Linked DNA regions of Homo sapiens: region 1 is linked to region 2. A link is a loop called in an ENCODE intact Hi-C map of the cell type or tissue named here. Cell type or tissue: dorsolateral prefrontal cortex. All regions are shown on one strand.

What was found. Hi-C counts contacts between places; a loop is a spot of excess contacts. Peaks named below come from ENCODE experiments on the same cell type or tissue, not always from the same donor. Only the 100,000 strongest peaks of a DNase experiment are listed, where the experiment ranks them.
Region 1: it touches region 2 in a loop (3-fold over the local background); 15 of 110 quality-filtered maps call a loop at or near these places.

The regions. Positions count from the first base shown.
Region 1 is chr5:147,684,935-147,692,934 of GRCh38, forward strand. The region is part of intron 1 of JAKMIP2 (janus kinase and microtubule interacting protein 2); the gene reads right to left. Among named protein-coding and RNA genes, the nearest start is that of JAKMIP2, 94 kb to the right of the region's middle. In dorsolateral prefrontal cortex, no CTCF peak of the experiment used is centred here; a DNase peak (open chromatin) is centred at 4,237; H3K27ac peaks cover 1,200 bases.
Region 2 is chr5:147,623,395-147,631,394 of GRCh38, forward strand. It overlaps JAKMIP2 (janus kinase and microtubule interacting protein 2), which reads right to left. Exons shown (of 22, transcript NM_001270941.2): 15 at 6,299-6,352; 16 at 5,357-5,422; 17 at 227-295. All of the region lies in intron 3 of JAKMIP2-AS1 (JAKMIP2 antisense RNA 1), which reads left to right. Among named protein-coding and RNA genes, the nearest start is that of JAKMIP2-AS1, 67 kb to the left of the region's middle. In dorsolateral prefrontal cortex, CTCF peaks have their summits at 4,865 (motif pointing right) and 5,072; a DNase peak (open chromatin) is centred at 4,867; H3K27ac peaks cover 418 bases.

The DNA.
Region 1 (8,000 bases), 62 kb after region 2:
CCATTATCATTTTCTTCATCATTCCACATCTTCTCTTTAGAGAGCACTTAGTGTGTGCTGACCACTGTACAATGCAGCAATTTTTGTGCATCCTTCCATTTCATACTTAAAACAAGATTATGAGATACATGGAGTTATTATTTCCCTATAACTTGAGTTAATAGGAGGTCAATCCCTTACGCAAAGTCACAGTGCTAGCAAAAGACATAATTAGAATGTGTTTGAGCCTGAAGCTTCTTAGTGCTTCTCTCAAGCTAGTATGTAATGCAGAAAAAGTCTGTATAATGTGCTCATTACTAGGCAATAGTCAAAGAGAGAAGGAAAGGTTGAAGATGATACCCAACTCTCAGTAAGGGACATTGGAAGAATGTAGGTAACATCAATGAACTCAGTAAGATCAAAGAAGTCACCCATGTGTTTCAAAATAAGAAAAGCTAATATTTTCAGGGGGCTTAGTATAAGCTAGGCACTACAGTAAATGATCTATATTAACTATTATATTAAGGAAAAAGAAGCTCAAAGAAGAAATATAGATTGTGCAAAATTGTAGGTGGTAAATAGCAAAGGCAGTGCATAATAACATGGCTAGCCTTACTCCGGAGCCTATAAGCCCAACTGTACCAGAAATACTGTACTAGAAATACTTCAGTTTGTTTTTACAGAAATCATATTTGAGGGAAAGCAGTACCATCTTCTTACTATTTATTGATTTACCTACTTAAAAAATTTATTCCACAACTTATTTGAAAGCAATTTCTAAGCACTTTATAGAAATAAACTTCAACATAATGTGATGTAAGGCATTTAAAATGAAGTAGATAGCATATATGTTTATATATATAAAGATAGGTGTTCAAATAGCAGTAATTTTTTTTGAATGGCAGATGATCAGAGATCTTAATTTAAAATAATTGAGGCTTTTCTTTTCCTTAAGGTTTCTATAATTGTATAGCTTCTATAATCAGAATAAAATAATGTTTCTGGCATAGCGCAGGGTGGCGGATATGGTGGGAAGCAAAACACAGAATTCAGTGAGGACAAGTGGAGCAAAGGGAAAATAAGGTAGACAACCAGCTGAAGCTAGGAGTGAGGCTGGAACACAATGGCCATGCTTTTGGCATAACATCATGAAAAGCTGGAATTAATGCAAACATAGGGACCTTGTTCCTAATCTGAAATGCTTTGGGCTCTAAAGTGCCTCTCCTCTTCATTGAACAGAGAACCAGCCATTAGTCACAGCGAGTCACAGCACAATTGTCCACGCTGCAAAACCTGACTTAATTGGAATCAACAAGGCCAGAACAAACTTCTGAATGTATGCCAGTCTCTTTTCATGAAGGGACTGTGCAGTCAGTTAGATTGGAACTTGAATAAATCGTTTTTTTGGAAATCAGTGTTGGTGGGGGGGCACTGTTTTCCATCAAATCTACCTTTCTTGGGGAAGCCAGCCTCTCTCACGCATATCTTACCAAACTCACGGGTACAAATCACTCAAGGAAATAAATTGGATACCCTATAATGTTCACTTTTTTCCCTTCAATGTCTCTATCACATATTTGCTCTATAGAAGCAGGGATTTCCCTGGGCCTGTTCACCACTGTATCCGCAGTGCTTAGCACAGTGCCTCATAGTAGAAACTCTAAAATGTTTGCTGAAGGGGTACCTGAATGGAGCCAAAATGAACTTATCATTGGCAAGAGTAAAGAATTCCTTAAACCCGCAAAATTTTAATGTTGTTCTTCCAAAGCACAGATGACTACAGCATGAAGTGTCACTTACCATTGAGTAAACCTAATGATGTTTTATCCACATTAAACTCTGTAGTATATTAATTGTATTTATATACTTAAAAATTGAGCAATATATTTCCAAATGTAAGAAATTTATATTTGAGAAACACATTTTCCTCCCAGCATTTTCTTTATTACCTGGCACATGAAACTAGGAATTATAATTTCTCATTTTAAGTTTTAAGCTATTTCTATAGACAACTTATTAGGAAAAACAAATCTCCAGGGCTCATAATTTTTTCTTATATATCTTAAAATCTCAGAAGATTCTGGGAGCCATTGTTTTCTTTTTGTATAGTAAGCAATCTTTGATATTCCAAAGCCCTGGAGTCCTGGCCTATAATATTCTAGATCATCATAGCACTTGTAAAGATAATTACTGTTCTTCATCCACTTACTCACCTCCTACTGTGACAGATGAATACTACTACTACTACTGCTAATCATCATCATAATTGTCATTATTGACCATTTACTACTGCTGGTCACTGTGCAAATCTATTTACATGCATTATCTTTTTAATGCTCTGAGGTGAGTGTTAAAAGTCATCTTCCAGCCTTGAACGTATGATTTATGAATCCTCTCTACAACTCTTCCCCACTGGGAGAGACCAACATGTAAATAATGAACTGCAGGCCTGAAGATGTAATGAGTGCTGAAACAGAGAAGCAAACGAGGCACTACTGGTACTCAGAGGAGGAGCTCCAACTCCCTGGGAAAGACAGAGAGTGTGTCTAACAGAAGGGATGGCTAAACTGAGTCTTGAAAGATGAGAGAGGATTTGCCCTGTGGTCCTGGCAATAAAGAAGAATTGAGTAAATATTATGTAAGAAAATTTGGTAAGAATTATGGATGTATCAAGACTATTGATTAGCTTGGAGTTGCAGGTAACATGCAGAAGGAGGAGAGAATTTAGAAAGGGCTCATTTTTATATCTGATATTAAAACTGGTCTATTCTTACCCTTCACACGACAGGTAAAACATTTAATTTGGGAGAAGACAATTCTATTTTCTCAACTGCAGAATGGAAATAAGCTATTTAATAATAACTCTATTGCAATCTTTCTACATGCCAAGCACAGTATTTACCACTGTACATGTATTAACTCATTAAAACAAATTCATGAAGTAGGTATCATTTTGCAGTTACATAAAACACAAAATGAAGACTTTTAAATTTGCCCAATGTCATGCAACTTGTATGCGTAGGACCCATTCATTGACTCAGTTAATGTTTTTTGAGAGCCTTTGATGTGTCTGACAAAATTTAAAATCACTTCAGCCTGATTCCAAAACATTTGTTTTAACCGCTGCATGGTCCTTGTCTTTCTCTTAGGACCAGAAACACAACACTCTTTTTCATATCTATTATTGCCTTTAGAACTCTCAGATGACTTACAAAGAAGTCCTGTTCTATAGAAGTCAAAGTGTAAGGCCACTAAACACATTTGCTGTCCAGAGCATTATGAAGATTTAACACAAGGCTATGTATCATTCATTGTCATAATGTTCTGAGCACTGATTGAATTAATCGCTTAGGGCTTTTCACTTAGAAATCCCATTTTTTAGGGTGGTTATAAACTAGCAGTTAATATTTTTCCTATGTGAAATAGGGTTCAGGCAAGGGAGTGCTTTAATCCTGCAAAACCGTATGCACAACATAGCTATTGCATTGTAAAATGATCACATGAGATAGATAATTAAATAAAAGGGGATTTGGTGCCTAGATCTAGGGTTGTGGTTGAAAAACTTCTTATGATGTTGCACTGGTTGCTTCATAGAGTCTGATTAAATGCAACTAATAATAATAAATAATAGTCATTAATATTTCCCTTTTAATCATTCACATAACAGAGACTTAGTGAAGATAAATAATTGACCTTCTGCTCAGTGTTGGTAAGCAATGGAGATAGGATTTAATCTAAGCTGTTAGACTCTAGGGCCCATTCTCTCAACCGCATCACTATAGTCCCACCCTTAAAGGATGGTGGCAAAAGATACATGGAATAAGGCCGGTAAAGCGTTTCACATGGTATGTGTCAAATAAGTGCTCTGTTCTAAAATCAGCTTCTTCAACAAATATGTATTGAATGCTGCATAGCTGCCAAGCACTGTACTTGGTATGGAAGATACAGCAGTGAATAAATAAAACAGACATACATCGTTGGCTCATGGAGCTGCTATGTTAGTTGGAGACCCACATAATAAGCATGCTAAGTAAATATACTGTGCTAGATTATAATAATAATGTGTTATGGGAAAAAATAATACAGAACAGAGGTCGACAGGAAGGATCCAGGTGGTGTTGTGATTTTAGATCTGAGAAAGCCTAAGTAGTTGCTATTTGATTAAAGGCTGATGCCTGGGGGGGAAAGCGTGCCAGGGTAGTGAGGAAATAGTACAAGAGCTCCACAGTGAGCACAGACGTCCAAGTTCCAGGAACTTCAGGGAGCCGGGGAGGCTGGAGGAATGAGTGAGCTAGGACAGCAGCCAAAGAGAGGGCAGACAGTAATGGGAGGGCAGTGTGTGCAGACCATGCTGTGCTTTTTAGGCCATTTTGCATTGATTTAAGCTTTTACTCAGAGTGGGTAGGAAGCCACAGGAGGAGTTGAGAGGGGCAGTGCCCTGATCTGACTTAGCTTTTAACATTTTACTCTGACTGCTCTAGTAAAAGGAGAAGACTGAGCATAAGGGTGGAATTAAGCGGACTGGTTTGGAGGTCACTGCAAAAATCCAGCTTGGAGATGGTAGCGGCTTAGAGAGTGGAAGCAAGGGAGGTGGTGATAGGACTAGATGCAAGCTGATGGTAATCCTTTTTGGGTGGATGTTTCATCAGAATCATGGGATCAGTAAGTTGAGCTGAGATGCAGAGCCACGTTGATCTGATGATGTATTAAACAGTACACGTTACTGTTTGTTCCTAAAATGTATAAAGCTCTCACTCTAAGCAGGGCATTGTGCCAGGCACTGCAGCTAAAACACTCTGAGGGTGTCCATGCCCTCAGAGAGCTGTCCTCCTATTAAGAGGATAATAGTTACACCATAACTATATGTGGCTGCAGAATATGGCTATAGCACATTTGTTCAATGAATATTCACTGCATACACAGTTTTAGGGGCTGGAGATAGAGCTGAGGATAGAATAAACAAACATCCTTGCTTTCCTGGAGTTTATACTCTAGCAGAGTGAAACAAAAATCAGCAAGATAACTATGTAAGTTACATAGTATGTTAAAAGGTAATAATGAGAGACTTCATGACGATCTAGCCCACACCTGTGCAACACTGTCATAGTGAAAAATTAGAAACAATGCACTGTCCATGTAAAGGGGAACAGCTTGGGCTGGACACAGTGGCTCACACCAGTAATCCCAGCATTTTTGGAGGCTGAGGCGAGGGGATCGCTTGAGACCACAGGTTTGAGACCAGCCTAGGCAACATTGTGAAACCCTGTTTCCACAAACAAACAAACAAACAAAAATTGTTAGGCATGGTGTTTGGGAGGCTAAGGTGGTAGAATCACTTGAGCCCAGAAGGTTGAGGGTGCAGTGAGCTATTATGGCACCACTGCACTCCAGCCTGGGTGACAGATTGAGACCCTGTCCCTAAAAAAAGCTTAAAAAACAAAAATAAAAAAGGGACCAGCATAATAAAGTGGTATGTCCAGTCTATAAATTACTATGCAATAGTTTAAAAACACATAGGAAGATCTACATGAACCAATGAGGCTAGTTGCACCTCAAAACATTTAAAGAGCAAGATGACGAATGAAGTCCAAAGTATAATGTCATTCATGTAAAAAACTAAAGAGATTATATATATATATATATATATATATATATATATATATATATATATGCACATATGCACACACATCTATGTGGACCTATAGGTACATACATGCATAAAAACATTTTGGAAAGATATATGAGGTAACAGGGTCCATCTCACTGAGGGATCAAAAAGTCTTCCTGGATGCCTCACATGGTTCATTGCAAACCCTCTGGGGAATGTGTCTCAGGTGAGTGTGTAGCTCCTTCTCCAGTGCTTCGTGGCTATTGCATGACGCATACTGTGTGGCCCTCTGCTGGATAAACCTAACCTTGACCACAACTCTGACAAATTATATACCTGGATCTGTTGCTGGAAATGCTGAGACCCTTTGGGTACACAGGATGGGTCCTGGGAGAAAATGGGATTTCTCCTCTCTCCCTTGTCTCCAACACCTTCCTGGGGGTAGGTGCCTGAAGCTCTATTCTGGTCTCCTTTTCCTCATGGGTTATCTCACCCACTCATTCAGCCTTCTCAAGATTGGTTAATGTGACGGACTACTCCAGTCAAAGTGCTAGCAGATAGGGAGGTTGGTATTTTAAAACTCTCTCATCCCCCAGATACATGAGTTTTATTTTAAAAGTGGGATAGGAGACACAAGCATTGCATAAGATTGTATATGAGAAAACACTGTTACCCATAAACCACTGTAAACATATTCCATTATTAAAATGATTAATATTTGTTCTCCCACCCTCTCCATTGTGCACAGATGAAATGTTATTGTTACTATTAACCTTCTCACCTCCTCCACGGTACACAGACTGGGGAATGCTATTAATAGTTTCCCCCCATCCCCCACCCAGCTCCTTCTGTTACTGTGAAGTAATTTGGATGAACTATGCTAGGCTTAAAAGGCCAAGGATTTTTCATCTTCCCTATTCCAAGTAGCATTCTTTCTCCTTATTGTTGAAATTTACAAAGTACTTGAATACGATGCAGACGCTATACTCACCTCACCTTTTATATGAAAAAACTGGGGCTCAGAATCATGCACTTACCCAAGGCTGCACAAAGCTGGGATTTAACCCAAGCCTTCTCCCGAACCTTGTGTTCATATAGCACAACCCAAGCTTTGGCCCTGAAGGATTCTTTACCACATAGACTTTCTCTCCTAAAGTCTAGCCCAGAAGAGAGGAGTGTTTGCTTCTCTTTTGACTCAAGGGCACATGAGGGTGCTGGCTGGTCAGTGGAGGTAGACCTGGAGCAAAGGCGATGTGATGTCCACGCCTCATGGGAGGGGAGTCTGTGCATGGGAGCGGTTAAGCAGCGCCGTGGGTGACTCCTTGAGACTTTTTGCTCCTGTGTTTCCCTGTGCATGTGTTTGTCTCTGTGTCCTTCTCTCAAGTCTTTAAACAGGATGGTCCTTCCTGTTTCGGAGACTTTACCTGTCCCATTCCCTTTGCAAAGTCCTGTCTTCCATAGATTCTAATCATCTCAGCTCCAGTGTCATTGACTCAAGGAAGCTGTTGTTGGTTGAGTCACGTCCCTCAAAAGATATGTTTAAGTCCTAACTCCCAGTACCAAGGAATGTCACCTTACTTGGAAATAGAGTCTCTGCAAATGTAATCAAGATGACTGATGTCCTTTTAAAAAGGAAAATTTAGACACAAACATACAGATATATCCAGGGGAGAATGTCATGTAAAAATGAAGGCAGAGATTGGGGCATTGTGTCTACAAATCAAAAAACATCAAGGAATGCCAGTGACTACCAGAAGCTAGAAGAGAGGACGGAATAGTCTTCTTAGAGCTCCGGAAAGAACCAAGCTTGCTGACACCCAGTTTCAGACTTCTGGCCTCCAGAACTGTGAGAGGATACATTTCTGTTGTTTTAAGCCACCAGTTTGTGGTAATTTGTTACAGCAGCTCTAGAAAATAAATACAGATCTTCCTGAGATTTTCAGATCAGGCCAGGTTCTTCTAGTGCATGTTTTCACAATATCAGCTATTTTTCTAAATAACATGTATCACAGCTTGTGGTTATAAATTTGATTTTTTAAATCAATATTTATCTCTCCCACTAAAATGAAAGACTTGTGAAAGTAGGGAGGGTGTTTGCTCATATGACTAATATAAAAACAGTATGATAAACATTTTTTAAATGAAAGAGAGTAAATGAATGAATGGATTGATGAATGACAAGAAGAGAGTGCAGCACTTGTAATTTTGACCTGGGGACATGCGGAAACGGTCCATTTGAAAGCATAATAAAGCTCGCTCTCTCTTTCTCCATCTAGATTTGAACGATGGTCTTTTTAAAAGTCTATGGGTAATAATAAGATTGACAAAGCAGTTCCTAATATCAGGGAAAACTGTCAACACTAACACTGATGATAATTACTGTAAAACTGTGAAAAATGAGAACAAATCATTT
Region 2 (8,000 bases):
ATTAGTTTTGGATATTTTCCAAAAACTAACATTTTTTGGGGGGAGAATATAGCCTGAAATTGTTTGGTACTTCTGGTAATTTTTTTTCCATCTTCTGTACATAAAATAATAATGGAAAGATGACAAACTTTCATCAGTGCCAGATAAAACTGGTAGAGGCAACTTTAATTTTCCATTTGCCTTGTAAGTTTTTCTTAATTTTTACAATATCTCATCTTGTACTTACCATGTCACTTTCCAATTCCATCATTTTCTGGTGTAGGGCAGCCTCAGCTCCTTCAATCTGCTGGATCCACTAAGGGGTTAACAAGACAAAAGTGTTTGACATGGCTGCTTGATATGGTGTATATCTGTGTGCCCCCATGAGGTGCTCCGTCTCCTCCCCTTATATCTCAGGAAGAAGACTGAGAACTGAAGCAAAAACAACACCTTTTTTTGCTTGTTTGTTTGTTTTGTTTTTGAAACGGAATCTCGCTCCGTTGCCCAGGCTGGAGTGCAGTGACGTTATCTCGGCTCCTGCAACCTCCGCCTCCTGCTTTCAAGCAATTCTCTGCCTCAGCCTCCCGAGTAGCTGGGATTACAGGCGCCTGCCACCACGCCTGGCTAATTTTTGTATTTTTAGTAGAGACGGGGTTTCACCATCTTGGCCAGGCTGGTCTTGAACTCTTGACCTCATGATCCACCTGCCTCAGCCTCCCAAAGTGCTGTGATTATAGGTGCGAGCCACCGTGCCTGACCCACATTTTTATCTCATAGTTCAGAAACAAGACTACAGTCTTCCTTGTATTCATTCATTCACCCATTCAGCAAATGCATTTATGGATGACTAGCAAGTGTCAGGTGCTGTACCAGGTCCTAGGGCTGCAGTGGTGAACCAGATCAACAAGACTCCTGCCCTTATTGGAGAACACCATAGGAGGCTTTCTTGTGAGTGATAATTGCACTGGGGTCCAAAGAATGGGTGAGAGATGACTGGGAAAAAATGAAGAGGAAGTTCCAAGTGGAAGGGACAACATGTCCAATAGCTCTATTGTTGGAGGAAGCAGGATGAGAGAAAGAAGGCCAGGTACACTGGAGAATTGGGACAACGGTAATTTTTCAGTATATAAAACTGATTACAGCAAAGTGGGGAAGAATTATTTTTGTGAAGTGGAGGTGTTCTAAATCACATAAAAACTTATCTTTCCCAGTACTCAGAATATATGATATTTATGTTAGCATTGATAAACACTCTGAATGCAGACTTTGAATAATGTGACCCTACCATATACAGGTTTTTATAGAACAAATTATTATAATGAATCTCTAGCAAGTTAAATGTCAGCTTATATTTTAGGGAAGCAATTGGGCATAATAATTAAGTGGGTTCTGAAGACAGACTACCTTGGCCGTAATTTCAATTCCAGCTTTTCATGGGTGGGTGGCATGGAAAGGTTACCTGATTTCTCTAAGTCTCAAGTTTCTTGTCTGTCAAATGGGATTAACAATAAGTAAAGATTAAGGAAGTAAAAAACATGAGGCAGTATCCATTGTGTATTGGATGTACTAGTGGTATCTCACTACAAGGTACTATTTATTTATTTATTTATTTATTATTATTTTTTGAGACAAAGTTTCACTCTGTCACCCAGGCTGGAGTGCAATGGCACGATCTTGGCTCACTGCAACCTCCGCCTCCAGGTTCAAGCGATTCTCCAGCCTCAGCCTCCCAAGTAGCTGGGATTATAGGTGCACGCCTCCATGCCTGGCTAAGTTTTTGTATTTTTAGTAGAGACGGGGTTTCACCGTGTTCCCCAGGCTGGTCTTGAACTCCTGAGCTCAGGCAATCCAGCCACCTCGACCTCCCAAAGTGCTAGGATTACAGGCGTGAGCCACTGCGCCCAGCCCCAGATAGTTCTTTCTAGGTTACCTGTGATAAATTATGCAGCACAGCGAGACTTTTATACACAACAGCCTTGATACTTACAAGGGGATACCATGTTCAACCACTCCTTGGCTGTGGGGAACATGGTGAAAGAAAAGAGGCATGCCGAGACTGGAGAGGTGCTAAGTTCTTTGCACATACACATGGTTTCCCCTTGAAACAAATTTCTGTCAATCATGGGTTTTGTGTAAATAGACTCATATTGCAATTGTACCCATCCAAAACCTAAAATCCTTCATCTTGCTTGCTGTCCATTTGTTATCAAGAAACATATTTTTTAAAATCATGTTTTTAAGAGTACTGTGAACTAAAGTCATTATATCATGAGCATTAGATATAGATTTGTGTGTTGGTTGCTGTTCCTTCCTACTTGTGTAATCCAGGACAAGTTACTGAATATCCCAAGCCTCAGTTTCCTCATGTATAAAATAAAAACAATGGTACCCCAATGTACATTATTTGGGCGGTGGATACACTAACAGCCAAGACTTCACCACTACACCATGTATCCATGTAATAAAAGTATACCTGTACTCCGTAAATTTATACAAATTAAAAAATAGTGACAGCTGTAGAATGGTTGTAAGGAACAGTACATAAGTACATAATGTACTTATGGCATTGAGTGCAGTATCCAGCCCCTAATATGTTCTCACTCAAGGTCACTGCCATTATTTTTAATACAAAGTGACAACTGGGTTTGCTTGTTGGAATTTTGTCTAGGCTCAAATTCTGGCTAAAGATCATACTCCCATATAACAGAGTGCTATTCAAATTGGTAGTCTCAAGACATTCATTGTTGTTGTTTAGAATTACTTGGATGTAGAAACTTTTATCTGTGAATCCCACAGACAAGAGATAAATTTAATCTGTGCTTTGCAAAAGTCTGCACAAAAGGCAGCTGAACAGACCATGAGCACTTTAGGGAAGGCTTGTGTCTTGTTCATCTGGTTCCTAGCTTTCTACCACAGTGCTAAGCACAGAGTCATCACCCTGTATTTGTTCAACTGGTCCCTATACCTTTCTTGCAAAAAAAGTAAGCAGAGGCATGGGCTAATTTGCCTCAGCTCCGACAGCCCAGCTCCCATGGGGTCTGCAAAGCCTATTTCCCACAGGAGGAGGAGTTTGGTGCAAGACGTAAGATCATGGGCTTTAGAACCAGACTCCTTGGGTGTGAATCCTGACTCCATCAACTTCAGGCTGTGTGACCTTAGGCAGTTATCTACCTTTTTTGTGCTTCAGATTCCTTGTGTGAAATAAAGGTCACACTAGTACCTAGTCTCCAGCAGTTAGAAAGTGCCTATCTCAAAAGGAGCACTGCGCAAGTCTTGGTTCTGATAAGCACAGTTGTTGGTTCTGATAAGTACAGTTGTACTGCACCCACACAGGGCAGGGAGCAGAAGATATTTCTCCCATCAGTCTCAGTAAATGTGAGACACACAAGGCTGTATTTCCTTTCTTTCACCTCCTCAATCCTCATCTTCCATAGAATCAGCCCATGTTTTGTTTGTAGCCCTAAACCCAGGCGATTTTTTCTTGCAGTAAAGAATTGCAGCCCTTCATGATTCCAGCTGAATAAGGCTCTCTTGCTATCATTGCCAGATGATAGCAGCACTGGAGGCACAGACTGTGTTTTTTTCATCTTTGTGTTGTCACTGAAATGGTGTCTTATGAGCATTCACAAATTCACACCTTTGCTCCTTCAGTTAACATTTATTCATGACTTACTACATGTGCTGGACTAGTGTGAAAAGCTAGGGCAAAAAACAGGGGGTGGGGAGTGGAGAGACACAACTATTTGTCCTCATGGGCCTTAGAGTCTAGTGGTAGTTAGATGGGGCCATATGACAAATGCAAATGGACAGTGTAATGCAATTGTCAAAAGCCATGGGAGCAGTAGCACAGGCCACTGTGGGAACATAGAGCAGGAACACCTAAGGGGGCTTGGATGAACAGGCAGGCCTCCTCATTATGGGGAAGTCTGATGCTCAAGATTTAGCCAGGCAGAGGTAGAAAGGCAAGATGGGACTATCTTCCAGGTAAAAAGATCAGTGTAAAGGACCAAGAGTGGAGAATGGAGAGAGAAAGAGAGAGAGAATGGAGGGAGAGAAGGGAGAGGAGACACTAGAGAAATAGGTAGATAAGACTCAAATCCCAGAGGGTCTGTATGCCAAATTCTAAATTTGGACCTTCTGTTAGAGATAATGAGGCATTTGCTGGGGAGGGATCAGAGAAAGTGATTAGGTCTGTAATTAAACTGTGTAGGAAGTAAGTTTTTTTAAAAGAAAAAATTCCAGCTTTCATTTTATTTCACATGTAAATACTTCAATGTGTATCTCTAACAGATAAAGCCTTTCTGTAAAAAAAAAAAAAAAAAAAAAAAAAACCCACAAGGTTATTGGTACACTTTACAAAATTAACATTAATTACTTTTGTCATCTGATACCCAGTCCACATTAAATTTCTCCAGTTGTCAACAAAATGTCCTTTTTAAAAAACACCTGGTTAAGTGTCTTTTTATTTCATAGCTATAGTTCTTTGTTCTCCCTGTTTTTTATTTCATTCTTTTGTTTGAGTAACTTAACTGTTATTTGGCCCGTAGAATTCCCTCATTTCAGATTGGAGAGAGCTGATTGCTTGCTCTCATTTTATCCAACCATGTGCACATGACTCTCAAGTATTTACTGGTACTTTTTTTTTTTTTTTAAAGGAGATGGAGTCTCACTATGTTGCCTAGGCTGAAGTACAGTGGTTACTCACAGGCATGATCATAGTACACTATAGCCCCAAATTCTTGGGCTCAAGTGAGCCTCCTCCCTCAGCCTCCAAAGTAGCTAGGACTATAGGTACATACCATCCAGCCAGGCTTTATGCATTGATTCATGAGGTACTCTGAATACACCAATTTATCTGGCCATTTACCAGGTTTAGACACAAGGTGGAGCCAGAGCTCAGTCAGTGTTGATTTTCTCCTGACAGTCTCTATGTCGGACTTTCTGAATGAGAAGGCAATGAGCCCCTACTAAGCCACAGGATCAGTTGGGAGCAATGGTAGGTACACACCCCAGGATAAGTCTATGATAAGAGCAATGCTCCAGTTTATCATCGCCCCGCAGAATTCTTCTTTGTGGTTTCCCAGCTTGGTAGGGATTGTGTAAATAATGTAATCTAGAAGGTTTTCTGTTTTTAAAAAATTATATATATTTTTAAGGAACTTCAAAGCAAAAATTAGCCACCCATCCCAAATCAGTGTATAGACTTTTCGTTTGGGTGTTCTCATTCTATCTGGGTTGTACTACCCTTAAAAATAAAATGTGTATTAGGTATTCACACACAGTCATGTGCAGAGGGAATGTCCTTCACACCCTAGTCTGCTCGTTCAGTATTAAGCCAGACACCGAGATGATTTGAAATGTTTGTACGGCTCATTACCTTCTCTGCCAGGGACAGCACAGTGCTGGCCTGAATTATGGCCACTTGTTCTTCATTTCTTAAATTCTGTAAAAAATAAGAAAGGCCGTCAGCTGAACATACTGACATTATTTACCCCAAAGAAAATACTGTCTGACTGACTGCTACAGAGCATTCTGTATAAGCCTGTATAGAAACTTAACAAATTCCTATTCTGTTTAGTAATAATTCTGAACAAAGAGTTAATCAAAACCCGGAAGAAGTATATTAAACGTGATTTTTTAAATATCTCCTTAACACCGATTTGATTTTGTGTCACTGGAGGCATACTTTATTAATAGTCATGTTATGAGAAAAACAGAAACCAAAATGGAATAAAAAACAGTCTCTTCATAGAAGTTTTGATGTAATTTTACTAATTCTGTTCTCTCCTTTGATAATTTTTCAAGGGAAAAACGGTGATTCTTTCAACCTACAAGCACCAATCACATAGTATCACAATAAATGGTCCTCCCACTGAATTAATGTGCCTTGACCCTGTCTGGAAGATGTTTTCGGAAAGAAAATGCATTATAGCCTCCTGGTCCATTTTTATGGCACTGCCAACAACCCTAGTATTTAGCAGCCTTTGCAAATGCGTGACTGATTAATTTCACACTGGATGCCTTTGAGCTAGAGTCAGACAATAATTAGCTTTACTTATTGGAGATGTGGTCGACATTCAAACCTGAAACCTGCCCGCAAAAAGCACTTTACCAGGTCTCATTTCTGCTACTACCTTCCAGAGATCCTTACAACCCCTTAGCCAAGTTGTTTGATAAATTGTATATTCTTCCCAAGGAGCAACATCCTTAAGTGAAATGGCATCTCACTTGCTCTTACTTTACACATGATGCATTGTTAAGTATCTCTTGCCTCTGTTTAGGCAAATTCATATCTATACTAAATCAATTCTTTACTTACCCCATTATCACCCAAGATATCAAGCTGCTTTATGAGATCAGGGATGTTCACATCCTGCAAAATCAAGCAGAAACTCATGTCAAAGACAAATGTGGCCTCCTATTCCATCAGTGCCTGAACATGAAGTTAGAGGAAGACATTTTAGGGCCTGAACTTCCTTGGGATGTTTTCAATCTGGCACACCTAGTTTTAAGTTTCAATTTTGCTTCTTACATGCTGTGTGAACTTGGGTCAGGTACTTAACAGATCATTCTTAATTTTGCTAGTTGCAAAATGGAGATAATAAATTCCTACTTCATAGGCTGAGCTGATCTTCAGGATAAACAGACTGTGTATGAAAGAGTCTAGCATGTAGTAAAAGACTTGGAATATTCTCATTAACTTTCTTCTCATGACTGCCAAATCTTTTTTTTTTCAATTGTGATAGGCTTTCAGGTATAAAAAAGTAATAGGTAATAAATATAAAGAATCAACCAATTTTATTCTAATTAGCAAAATTCTGACCTGATTGAATTTTGACTGCCATGTAGAAAACTATAGTGCAGTACCATTTTTTTAAAGGTGGTTAGCATTAATTTCATCTATCTTATTTTTACCCTGTTCCTTGAGTCAGTTTGAAGCAGCTGAACTCCATTCGAAAGAGTTCATTGGATTAGGTTGTTTGTGATTTATCTGAGAAAAAATGCATCGAAGGAAAAGGCAAAGTAAATTCTTTTCATTTAATTACAGTGAAATCCAAAAATTGCTTTGGTTGACAAATTACCATGCCACCCAGGAAGGCCAGAAGTTTAAACACCAGGACAATGGTTTAAGATGGAAGGCAAGGAAACACAATATTACCACCAAAGTTTTCTCCACTTTTTACCGTATTAGTACTATGTTCTCCTCTTTCTCATGTTCAAACAGCAGTATAGTAGAGCCCTACCACCAGGAAAGGGAAAGTCTAGCTCAATCTCATAAGTACAGAGAAGGCAACTGAAGCAAGTATATTTGGCAGCTCAGAGTGGGAGCAGGAAGGGCCATGCAGAAGGTAAGGAGAGACCAGGAATAGCAGGCAGCATCCCAGCTTTACCCCAGGAACAGATATTCACAATGTGATTTCACTGAAGGACAATATATTTCCCCGGGGGAAGAGCTACCTCAATTCAACTCTAATACTTAAAATATATCCAGTAGCACTAAAAAGATAATTATATTCTATTTAATATGCAACCTGTTATAAACCCTAAGCCCTTCCAAAAGAGGAATCCTCCCTAAATTAAACACATCAAAAGAGATGTTGGACTAGATGACTTCAAACCTTTTCTAACTCTGCAATTCCATAATTATGAATTCCATAGCACCTAGAATGGCTCAACAAAGGGACTCAAACTTTTCTATCTGGCAGACTTGAAATATATTTCTTGAAGTATTAAATCGAATTCACATTTCTCCCAGGTAATTAAGGCTAATTTTGATGCAGCGTCTTTCTTCATATGACTCTGTTCTAAATAATCATGGATGCCTCTGTTTCTTCTGTTATCATTTGTATATCTGTCACACATTAAAAAACATTCTGTTAATTTTCTAGTAGAAGTGACTATTTTCAATTCCTACATAGTTTGTATCAAAATGATGACATCCAGTGACTGAAAGACAAAATAGTCGTAAGTAACCTCCCCTTTTCCAATTCCCAGTTTTTCTAATTTCTACAAACATAAAA